2 separate regions of the Mus musculus genome follow, and region 2 is linked to region 1. Evidence: chromatin loops called from intact Hi-C (ENCODE). Cell type or tissue: heart. All regions are shown on one strand. Each heading gives the region's core, and the rest is flanking DNA. Links, peaks and the distances in the headings are about the cores only.

What was found. A loop is a pair of places that touch in the nucleus more often than their neighbours do. Peaks named below come from ENCODE experiments on the same cell type or tissue, not always from the same donor. Only the 100,000 strongest peaks of a DNase experiment are listed, where the experiment ranks them.
Region 2: a loop joins it to region 1, with 1.9 times the contacts of the local background. A loop is called at or near these places in 3 of 42 quality-filtered maps.

Annotation. Positions count from the first base shown.
Region 1 is chr5:66,892,965-66,898,758 of GRCm38, reverse strand. The region is part of intron 3 of Limch1 (LIM and calponin homology domains 1); the gene reads right to left. Gm52776 (a long non-coding RNA gene) reads left to right here and starts at 4,548. Exons shown (of 3, transcript XR_003955744.1): 1 at 4,548-4,775. It also overlaps the pseudogene Gm6517. In heart, for the core only: no CTCF peak of the experiment used is centred there; a DNase peak (open chromatin) is centred at 2,828; H3K27ac peaks cover 369 bases.
Region 2 is chr5:66,846,042-66,851,835 of GRCm38, reverse strand. All of the region lies in intron 1 of Limch1 (LIM and calponin homology domains 1), which reads right to left. Among named protein-coding and RNA genes, the nearest start is that of Gm52776, 45 kb to the left of the region's middle. In heart, for the core only: no CTCF peak of the experiment used is centred there; DNase peaks (open chromatin) are centred at 2,485 and 3,515.

The DNA.
Region 1 (5,794 bases), core at 1,805-4,304:
CCTCCTGTATGTGTAGACACATCCCTCATGGCACCAAATGGTGCAGTATTGGGGTCTACACATTGCCCCACATTGCCTCCTTCCTTCTCCCCTGGACATTGATCATAGATACTTTCCAATAACAGATTTACTCACCCCAGCATGTCCTCACACTCTGTACTGAGCTCCTGCAGACCCACACAGGGAGGTGGGGGGGTGTGCAGCTCCCCTCCTGTGAGCCCCTCACAGCAGTCCAGATGTTCCTACATTCTCTTGCCCAGCAAGATCCTCACTACCATGGAGCCCTGCTTGGAGCAGAGCAGGCAGGCTGCAATAGCTGGAATGCTGATGTGGAGGGGAATGAAGTGTGAGAGAGCTGATTGCCACACCTATTGGGAAAGGAGGTGGGGATTCCGATCCCTCCAAGGAAGAGGAGGCAACACCCCCAGGGATCCAGAAGCCCAAATACTATCCTAAAAAGAGAACATGGTGACAGCCTGTAGCACACAGTAGGCTTGCAATATTGTCAGCCATTCTGGAACTGGACTAAAATCAGTGTGACTGGCCATTAGGCTTCAGGTTCTAACTCTGAGACAAACCAGCTGCAGTGTCCCGGGCCAGTTATCACCTTCTGAGCCTCAGTTTCCCCATTTATAAAACGATAGTGTTGTTAAACAGGTAGAGGGCCCCTAATCCTGCAACCATGAAAATAAACACAAGCTTAAGAAATAAGAAGCACTGCTATGATTTACTGGAAACATACCATCCGCCATCATCTTAGGCATTTAATGTGTGTCAGCTTGCTTGGTCCCACAATGCTGAGATGAGATTTATCAGCTTTTATTTTATAGACGAGGAAACTATCACAAGCTCTCCGTGAATCCCCGTGAACATAAAAGATCATCATATCCATTCAGTGTTTTGAATTTAAATGGTGGCATTCAATCTCTGTGCCTGGAATTGAGGTGACATCTGAGAATGGAATCCAGCCCTGTTGGATGACTAATGTGTTTACAGTCTCTGCTGGTGTAATTCTGAGATACCAGTATTTATGGTTATAGTCGCTCTCGCTACTGCAGAATCCATTTTCCACCTGTTGTTTTTTATTAAAACTCCATAAAGGCCATGAAATATTTCTTTGTACAGATTCTAAAAACAGGGTCCTGAAATATGTGAACTGAAATTCTGTGTGTGGATTTACTGTTTGGAATTTTCAGGTGCCATAAAACACAGTGTTTATGACCAATCTATCACTTATAAAAAGTTTATTAGATTGATAGGCCGGCGGACTCTGGTATCCTGCCATTTATTGACACCAATACATCCTATGGTAGGCTGGCGTTTAGCACTTATTAATAACTCCTGTGTTTCCACTCTTTCCTTGCTTTGCACCCTCCTTAATCATTATCAAATTTATTGTCATTTACCCTACTTTTTAAATAAAATAATTTAGAGAGAGTTTTTAAAAAAAAATATACAGAAGAGTTGCAAAAGGAAAAATAGGTTCAGTACAGCTAAGATCTCACATCTCAGTGCCTAGGATCACCATGGCAACTGGGGAAGAGATTCTGGCCGAGTGCTGGAAACTAGAATCTGGGTTTCAACTCTTTGATACCATCTAGGATAGCACATTACACTTTCAGCAAGTCAGGACTTACCTTGTTTCTGAAACTTGCTTTAAAAAAAAAAATGACCTTGGCAGTCGTGAAGAACACTGTCAGGAATCTTGTAGACTGTTTTTCTACTTGACTTTGCTATTTTTTCCCTCATGCTTAGCTATGTGAGGAGGACCATTAAAGTTAAGTCCTATTTTTACAACATTGTATCCCTCACCCTGCTTTTGTTTTCTTCTTCTTCTTCTTCTTCTTCTTCTTCTTCTTCTTCTTCTTCTTCTTCTTCTTCTTCTTCTTCTTCTTCTTCTTCTTCTTCTTCTTCTCTTCTTCTTCTTCTTCTTCTTCTTCTTCTTCTTCTTCTTCTTCTTCTTCTTCTTCTTCTTCTCCTCCTCCTCCTCCTCCTCCTCCTCCTCCTCCTCCTCCTCCTCCTCCTCCTCCTCCTCCTCCTCTTCTTCTTCTTCTTCTTCTTCTTCTTCTTCTTCTTCTTCTTCTTCTTCTTCTTCTTCTTCTTCTTCTTCTTCTTCTTCTTTCTTCTCCTTCTCCTTCTCTTCTCCTTCTCCTCCTCCTCCTCCTCCTCCTCCTCCTCCTCTTCCTCCTTCTTTTAACTTTATATGGGGGCTGGGGAAGACTGACTATACTTTCCAGGCTGGTCTTGAACTCCTAGCCTCAAGTGACCCTCCTGCCTCCTCTCCTTGGGTAACTAGGACTACAGGGTTGTGCTGCTATGCCTGTTAGTCATCACAGTTTTAAAAACTATATTTAAGTCGAACAAAAGACTTAAGGCAGTGGTTCTCAACCTGTGGGTTGAAACCCTCTAGGGGTCAAACAACCTTTCTACAGGGGTCACATATCAGATATCCTGCATATCAGATATTTACATTACAATCCATAACAGTAGCAAAGTTATAGTTTTATAGTTCTGAAGAAGCAACAAAAATAATGTTACGGTTTAGGGGTCACCACAGCAGGAGGAAGTGTATCAGAGTCACAGCAGTAGGAAGGCTGAGAACCACTGCTTTAAGGTAGGCAAAATTGAACTCTGGAAGAACAAGTTAAATATCAAGGCCTTTACTTGGTTATTGCATATTATACATTGTTGAGAGGGCGAAAATGAGAGAAATTAATGTTCCATTTTTAGATCAATGTAGAACCAAGCTTCTAGCAGGAAGCCACTTAATGATCAGATAGGTGTCTAACAATTCTTTTGAAACGCCGGCCAAGACAAACTTCCTATGAAAACAGTCTCAGAGGAAGACGCACTGGAAGGGCAATGCTATCCCAGCCAAGCATGGTCTACTGCTCGTGCCTTCAAGTGGTTTGGGACGTGTTTTTGTTCTTGTTAAACTGTAGAAACCCCATGAACTTGAGTGGAAAGTCATGTATAAGAATTAGTTCCACAGAAATTTCGTTATGCAAGCCATGACTATGAAAAACAGGTAAGACAAAGACCAAAACATGTGTCCCTGTTCTTGTATGTTTTCCCTCACAGATCATACTTGAAGCTTTTATTCCCAAAGGGGAAGAGCAAGGAAGTGATGTAATGTCACAGGCTGCTGAACTCTGCCCAGGGAACGATAAGGGAAAACAACTGAGCTCTTTCTTCAAAGAAAGATTTGGGTCCACCCCCACCCCAGAAACAGGAAGAAGAAAAAAACCTAAGGGAAGATTTAAAAAAAACTTACAGAACTTTTATATGTAACTCCTGTCTTTGTGGGGACACAAAAACGATCATGGAAACATGTTAGGAAAATAATCTATAGTGCACAGAAAGACTATCAGACGTCAGGTAGTGACTCCAGTCACTTAATACATATGAGTAAGAATCTAGGTGCTTGGCTGCTTATCCACTGTTATGGGTTAAATTGTATCCTCCATCAGGTCCCCCTAACCAACTCCTTGTAACTCAGAATGTGACAGTATTTGACTTTAAAGAGGTCATTACGCCATAGGAAATCCTCTGCTTGGACCCTAAGCCAAGCTGCGATGGTGTCCTCCTAAAAAGTGGAAATGCTGACACAGACAAGCATGTAAAAAAGTACAAAAGGATGGCCATTCAGAAGAAACCAGGCCTCATCCCAGCTTGGATCTTGGACACTCATGGCCCTTCAGAATTGTGGGAAAATGCATTTCTATTGCTCAAGCTACCCATCGTGTCATCGTGGTAGAAGAAACCAACACACTTGCCTTCCACTAACAGTAAAAGTCATGGGATAGCAGCCCTTAGAGCATCAGCCAGGTGGGTACTACCTAACAAGCTGTCAACCAGTTAGGTGAAGGACTTTCAAAGTCTCCATCTGGCATGCTTTCAAAGCTAAGTCCAACACTTCATGACTTCTCCAGTGGCTTCAAGTCCCTTTTGTCTCTCTCTCTCTCTCCTTTTTCTTGTGTCCCTTCAGGACTTGTCAAGCAAAGCTAAGTCCAACACTTCATGACTTCTCCAGTGGCTTCAAGTCCCTTTTGTCTCTCTCTCTCCTTTTTCTTGTGTCCCTTCAGGACTTGTCAAGCGCACCCAAGGATTAAAAACTACAATCAGAGGGAGGGATTCAAATTTTGTGGTTATAGGAAAGGAAATTAATTTGGTTTTTGTGCACACTTTAGCATGAAGATTTAATGTCAGAATTTTTCATTCACTAACAGAGTCAAACTTTTCTCATGTTCCCCCTCCAGGTTTCAATCTAACATGTCCTTTACCCTGCCAGACATCTGCACATGACTGTCTCTTAGAGACAGCCAAGTCGGTGTGTCCAAAACAGAATTGATATTTGTTCTTGGAGGCCACTTCTCATCCCCTGTTCCCATGATTCCTATTAAGAACATTAGCATGCTCCAAGTTTCTCAGGTCCCAAACATAAATGTCATCTTCCTAGCATTATTTATTGTGTTTTTACCAAGTCCAACATGTACATATTTTTAACATCTGAAATAAAGTTGCGTCTTTCCATTGCTGGTGCCTTACCATTGTGTCATAATTGAGTTGGCAGGTGGCTTTTATTAGCTAGACCCTTACGAATGCTATGTCTCATAAAATGATGGCTTACTGTGTTTGGAGACAAATTCTGTCTTCCCATGTCTGTTCCCCTTGGCCCTTCATCTAGGCTTAGGTGTGTATCAACTCTCATCGGGATTTCTCGTCTCCTAATCAACTGATGCTTGGTTTCTTCCCATAGCTGGCTTCCTACACTTGTAAGTACTTAAATCTGAACTGTCTCCCTAGAGTTCATGTGTTCAAAGCTTGGTCCCTAGCGAAGTAGTACTAAGAGGTGAAACCTGGGAGGTGATTAGATCATGAGAATACTACCTTATACTTTGATGAAGTCATCACCGAATAGGTTATTAAGAGGTGAGGCCGAGAAGAGGAGGAGACAGGTTACTATAGACATGCCATTAACGGAAATGTTTTCACCAGTCTTTTCTCTGACTGTTTGCTTCTTTGCTGCCATGAAGATAGGTGTCTCTTCTGCCACACACTCCGGCTTCTGTAACTCTGCCCCCATCAAGCCCCAAGTAATGGAGCCATCCAACCTTGGGCTGAAGTCTATGAAACTGAACCACAATAAAACCTTTTTCCCTGTAGGTTTTTTGTCTCTGATATTTATTCACAGTGATGGAAAGCTAGAGAGCCCCACATAGATGCAGAGTTATCTGTAGCACAGAAGTCCTTTGCTTTCAGTAGGTCCAACTCCACCAAGATGGGATTTCTGGTCTCAATGTGCTCCTTCTGGTTCATTCCAAAACAATGAAGTCCAAAAAAATGACTTTTCTCAGAGACCCTTAGCTCCAGATAAGTCATATGGGAACACTGGTTGCTCTCAGATAGCATCTAAGCTCTTCTGGCTTGACCTTATACACTCCCAACAAGAAGATCTTTTCTACAACTCTGATGTGTCTTGTGTTCATAGGAGCGCTGGTCACACCTCACCTTTCCAAAGCAGATCTTAATCTCAAGTCACCTTCCTTGGTCATCCTCGCATATTAGACTTCATTAGCTCTCTGTAGCTTCCTCACTGTTAGACTTGTTTCTTTGCCTCCTGGGAGGACGACCTCTAAAACTTACGGGTTATGACTTATAGCAAAAGCAGATTTGTTCTTGGAAGACAAGAGAGAACAAACCATCTCTTCTTGGTGCAATGTGAACCACCTCTCCCCCCTCCCCCATGCCAAGGAAATAGTACCAAAAAACAAAACAAGGGACTAAGTTGGAT
Region 2 (5,794 bases), core at 1,452-3,951, 47 kb after region 1:
TTTCTCATTAAACATCTCCTCTTGGGTAACACACACACACACACACACACACACACACACACACACGAGTGAGGCTGACAAAATCTTAATGTTTGCCCCCCCCAGTCCAACTTGATCCATCTCTGGTCTTCACGTTGATGAACGACATCACCTCCTCCAATAACACAGAAATGAATTCAAGCCTCCAGGAAGAGCAAAGCTCTCTTTCTGAAACAGATTTCAGACCTGCCTTTCCTGTCTCTACATAGTAACCATGAGGCAAGCTGCCATAGCTTGTTTGTAAGCAAAACAACTGCCATGTCCACCCATGGGGCCCTGCTCAAATCAACATCCGCACAGCATCCTGAGATCTTTCGAAATTTCCACCCGTATCCCCCACTTCACACTAGATTAAAGCCCATTATAGAAAATGCTTTTTTACATGACAGGTGAGTAAAACAAGGGCCTACAAACTAAGAGATTTGTGCAAGAGATTACGTGGACAAGTCAGCAGCAAAGGTGACACAGACCGGCTCCCCTTTCACCTCAGTCCCATCCAACTGTGTTCAAATCCCCAAGGCCTCCCCGGCCAGTTAGATTGCTATACTTTGTTCAATGATAATAGCTCCTTGTATCGATTCAGTTTGGCTTGACAGTGAAACAGCACAGAAGCCCAGGACTGAAGTTATTTAATCAGCATTATCAGACCACGAGTCCCTCTAGCACCAGCTCTGAGTGCTTAATACAGAAGATAATAAAATGCAATCTGCAAGATCCATTTATATTTTCATCATGTCATCGGAAAACCAGAAGGCGCTGTTTATAGCCACAGATTGACAGCACCTCAAAAAAAAAATCTAATTAAGAATACAGCTGATGCTGAAAAGTACCCTGGGAGCACTCAGTCTCCCGATCGAAGCATTGTATGATCTGGATGCAGAAAATGGGTCAGTGCAGACACGTGTGCGTGGGTTCAGCTGACTGTGTTTGCACATTTTCAAGCTGTCCCGTACAGACAGGGTGACAGAAGCTGCAGAGAAAGACAGACAACACACACAAGGAGTTCCACCAAAGCTGAAAGCCTTAGTGACAGATTGGCGAGAAAGAAGAGTCCAGAAAGAAACGGGCCAGGAGGGTGCTGTGAGCTAAGTGTGTTGTTTCCTGTGAGTTCATGATGCCACGGTTATTTCTACCTGGGTATTGTGTTGTTTCTTCAATAAACATTGCAGTTCTGGGCTAAATCTGGCAAAACTGTTACAGTGAAGCAGAAAGTCACCGAATTAGGCAGATCTGGGTTTGAAGCTCCCGAGCAGTGAGCAGGGGGCTTCACTCCTCCAAACCTGCTTCATGGTCTTTAAGAAGGTGCTTGTAGGAGCCGTTTTTCTTGGTTGTGGGAGGTCAGGAAGTAGAGTAGATACTGTCTGGTGAAGCATTTCATGCTTCTGAAACGGGGAAAATGCTATTTCTCTCATGGTTTTGTTTCTCAGAATTCACAGCTAAAAGAAAGGAATTCTACAACCAGAGTATCTAAAAGCCATGGGACTTCCATTTGTATTCAGAAATGCAACTCTACCCTGGGAAAGATGGATGCTGGGCACAATATCAGGCTGTTATTGAAGCCAATGAGAGAGTCTCTAAGCATATTGACAGGACTAAAGGAGACAGCCGTGCAAACCCTGCCCCCCCCAAAAAAATGTTTATAAGAAAACCAGACTTCTAAAAGAAAAAAAAAGTCTTTGTCATGAAGGAAAAAGGAAAGACTGATATTCCTAAATAAGAGACCCAAAAGCATCAGCATCATGGCAATGTGTAATATATATGTCTTTGTAAGATAATGATTTAAAAAAAAAAAACCCTTGGGTGAGATCCAGGGCACACCTGGGATATCCTGCATATAATGGTCACTTAGGATATCACCCCTGTTCAGCCCTGGAGTGATAATGGTTGCCTGGGAGGATGCTCTTCTTCAGGTGTGTGCAGAGGGACTTAGAGGAAACGGGTAGCTGACTCCCGCACTTTCTTTGGAAACTGTTGAAAAAAATACTAAGAATGTATATGTATGTGTATGAACTAAATACAGAAAATGCCAAGAGTCACTGAAACCTGATGGAGGGCACATGTGTGTCCTGGATCCTGCCTCATGGAATTCTTTCCTACTTCCCTCTGTTCTTCCTTTCTCTTTCTGCTTCCTTCCCTCCCTTCTGAACCCTTTCTTTCTCCTCCCCCCACCTTTCTTGTCTCTCCCTCCTCCCTTTCTTTCCCCTCCTTCCGTCCCTTCCACATGTTTTAAAATGTTGATAATAAAATGTTGTTTGGGTTCTAGGGCTGAAATGTACTTTAGCAGCCCAGAGCAAGTGTTCATCAACAGCCCATCTGGGGCCTTCCTGTTCCTCTCTAGGAGTGTTTTTCCTATTTGAGGACAGGCATTTGCCAGCTCATCATCAGTCACCAGAGGTCTGTCAACTCACCCACTCTTTCACTCACAACCCAGAACCGGGCCAGCCAGCCATGGACATGACGCTAACATTGATGATGAAGAGGAAGAAGGGGTCAGTGCCTTGACTTCCTGATGCTGGGCAAAGAGCTAGACTGGAGGCTCTGCCAAGTACACACAGTCCTGTAGCCACGGTAGAGCTGTCTGAAGAAGTGATCGATTTCACTATTTCATATTCTAATAATGGAATGATTTTTTAGCTAAGGACCCAAAGTGACCACAAAACCTCTGGACATCACCAATGTGCCGCATGGAAAATGGCATCCAAGCCAAACTAGAAATTCACCCAAACAAGTTATTAGATTACCAAATGAAAATAGAGCACGGTGGGATACTCAGAATAACAACAGAGTAACGTAATCAGCTCTTTTAATTTCAGAATTAGGGACAGCACCAGAAGTGACCAGCTGAAAATGAGTAAGGCCAGGGAGACAGCACAGCAGAGGAGGTACAACAAGCGTGAGGGGCTGGCTTTGCTCCCCAGCACTCCTGCGTGTACAGCCAGGCATGGGGGCACGTGCCCATATCTCAGTGCTGAAGAGACAAGACAGGGGGCTCCCTGGAGCTCACCAGCTAACTAGCCTAACTTAATCACTGAGTCCCAGGTCCCAGTGAGAGACTGTCTCAGAAAACAAAGTACCTCTGGTCTCCACAGATGGGAACTTGTTCACATACACACACACACACACACACACACACACACACACACACACACACACACACACATTCATAAACACAATGAGGAGATTGGTTTTGAGAAAAGAGGGGGGGGGAAATCACAGAAGATTCTTTCTAGGGTACAAAGATTCTATTTCTTGATTTGACGTAGTCATTACAAGGCTACGGACATTAAATCATTAACCAAGCTGTGTGTTTGGGTTTCGTCTTTTGTTTTTGGGGTTTTTATTGGTGATTTTTCTACACTGTGTATTCGTTTGTTTTGTGTGATAACAATGAAATTCATGAGGCAGAACAGGACGTGAAGGAAACTGGTTTATTTTGGCTCTGAGGGGCTGAATCTGCTGTTGCCCTTCCTGTTGGCAGAGCCCTGAGGTAACGCAGGGTGACAAGCCACATTCAACCACAGTATCAACCACTGTTGGTGGCTGTGATCCACCCAAGCCTACCGGACAGTGTATTTTAAAATGAACATCTAAATGCTGGGAAAAGATACTATTGTACTATTTAGCTTGTGAAATAAACGAATCACACTGTTTTGTTTTGTTTTGTTTTGTTTGTTTTGTTTGGAGAGTCTGTCATTTGTACTCCAAGTAGGCATTTAAGTTAGTGTAAACATAGAGCCCCTTAATCTAATATTCTATTACTTGTTTGTTTGTTTGTTTGTTTGTTTGTTTGTATCATACAATTGCCTACTAACACCTAGTCAGCATTGGGAAAGAAAACCACAAAGTCAAGAAAATGGGGCTCTACTCACAGTACCGTTCCTGTGTACATACATATCACAGACTTGTCTGAGCCCACTGCCACCTCTGCCTCTTGCCTTGAAATGACAGCAATAGCCAACAGTATCTTCTACTCGGCTAACTCTCCAGCTCCATAGCACCACACGCTGTGGTCACAACTCCACTGGCTGGTTATACAGAAGAAACCAGAGACAAAGGCATCCAGGGCCAGAGGAGGAGATAAATGAGGCTAATTAGCTTCACTCACCTTTGCCTACCCATGCAAACTCTTTTGAAAGTCCTGCTTTCCTATTGCTTACTAAACCGTTGTGTGGGCCCATGGGGGTCTGTTCATGGAGAGATCTTTCTTCAGATATTCCCTAAGTACTCAGTGGGTCATCAAGAGCCCCGATGCAAGTGTTATCATTATCCCCGCTGCAGGCTGAAGAAGCTGAACTGTAGACCATTAAACAATTTATCCAATCTCTTAGAGCTAGCAGGTGGCAGAGGATAACAGGCAGAGAGCTCTGACTCCTGACCGATGCTCCCAGCTATTAGGCAATGCTGCTAAGTTATAAATGAAAACCTGACTCTCTGCCATCTATGTCAACATTTTCCAACTCACAACGCCTTTTCCTCTAAGTGGGGAGTAAGAAAAATAAACCCTTAAATTCAGAAAACTTCTAAAACATATGGGCATGTATCTTGAATTTCCTCAATACCATAATGATAAAATAATAAAAGACTTTGTGATGCTGCTAGATTTTTATCTCTGCCTTTTGAAAAATCACAACAGGTATCCAGTAATCCATCTTAAATAATCCTATATACAGCTTGACCTCCTGTGTAATGAGAAAGAAAGAAGTAAGCATTTATGGAGGGTACAGACAAAGACAAGGAAGGCAAGATGCTTCACTTACAGCCAGTACTGTTTACAAAACAAGTCATCTCCTCATCTTCCAATGGTTCTGCTATTATTGGTCAAGACAGGGTTTCTCTGTGTAGCTCTGGCTGTCCTAGAACTCGATCTGTAGATCAGGTTGTTCTCAAACTCAGACATCTGCCTGCCTCTGCCTCCCGAGTGCTGGGATCAAAGGTGTACGACACCACCCAGCATTTCACTGATTCTTTAATGCATTAGTATAGGAAAGCTATTCTCATGGTTGCTTTGTGATGAAGATGCCAGGTGGAAATCCAAATCTGTTGAACCATCATCCATCATGGGGTCTCACTGAACCAGCAGTGAAGTGTCTGCCACCCAGTAAAGCAGCGTCCATCTTGGCTTCCATGAAGCAGAGTGACTTTAGTTCCATCACTAAACTTGGCTCCCCTTACCTCCATGTCTAAATAATGTGCATGCATGCCAAGGAGAAAGAAGGCTCATCTCAAGTCACAAAGAAGTGTTTGACCATGATGTAGCATTATGCCACGCCAGTGAAACTAAAGAAGACACAAGCAGACCGTGCTTAATGAACCCAACTGGTGAGGTCTATGTTTAACTGACAAATACTAGAACAGCCGTTCTCAACATGTGGTTCATAACCTCGTTGGCAAACCTCTATCTCCAAAAATATTTACATTGTGATTCATAACCATAGCAAAGTTACAGTTATGTAGTAACAATGTCAATAATTTTATGATTGGGGGTCACCACAATGTGAAGAACTGTAATAAAGGGTCACAGCATTGGGAAGGTTGGGAATTGTTGTGCTAAGACCTTGCACTCTTACCCCACTGTACATTTTGCTAGAGGATAAAATTTTCTTAAAGAGTTAAAGGGTAAAATGTCTCAAAGGCCTTTTAGTTACAGTTATGGGATCTTAAGGGGCACTTGGCTGAAGTATCCATCATCTTAAATGATCCCAAACCCCATTTTTTGGTGTACCCAAAGGCACAATGAGAAAGTTTCCCACTTGAT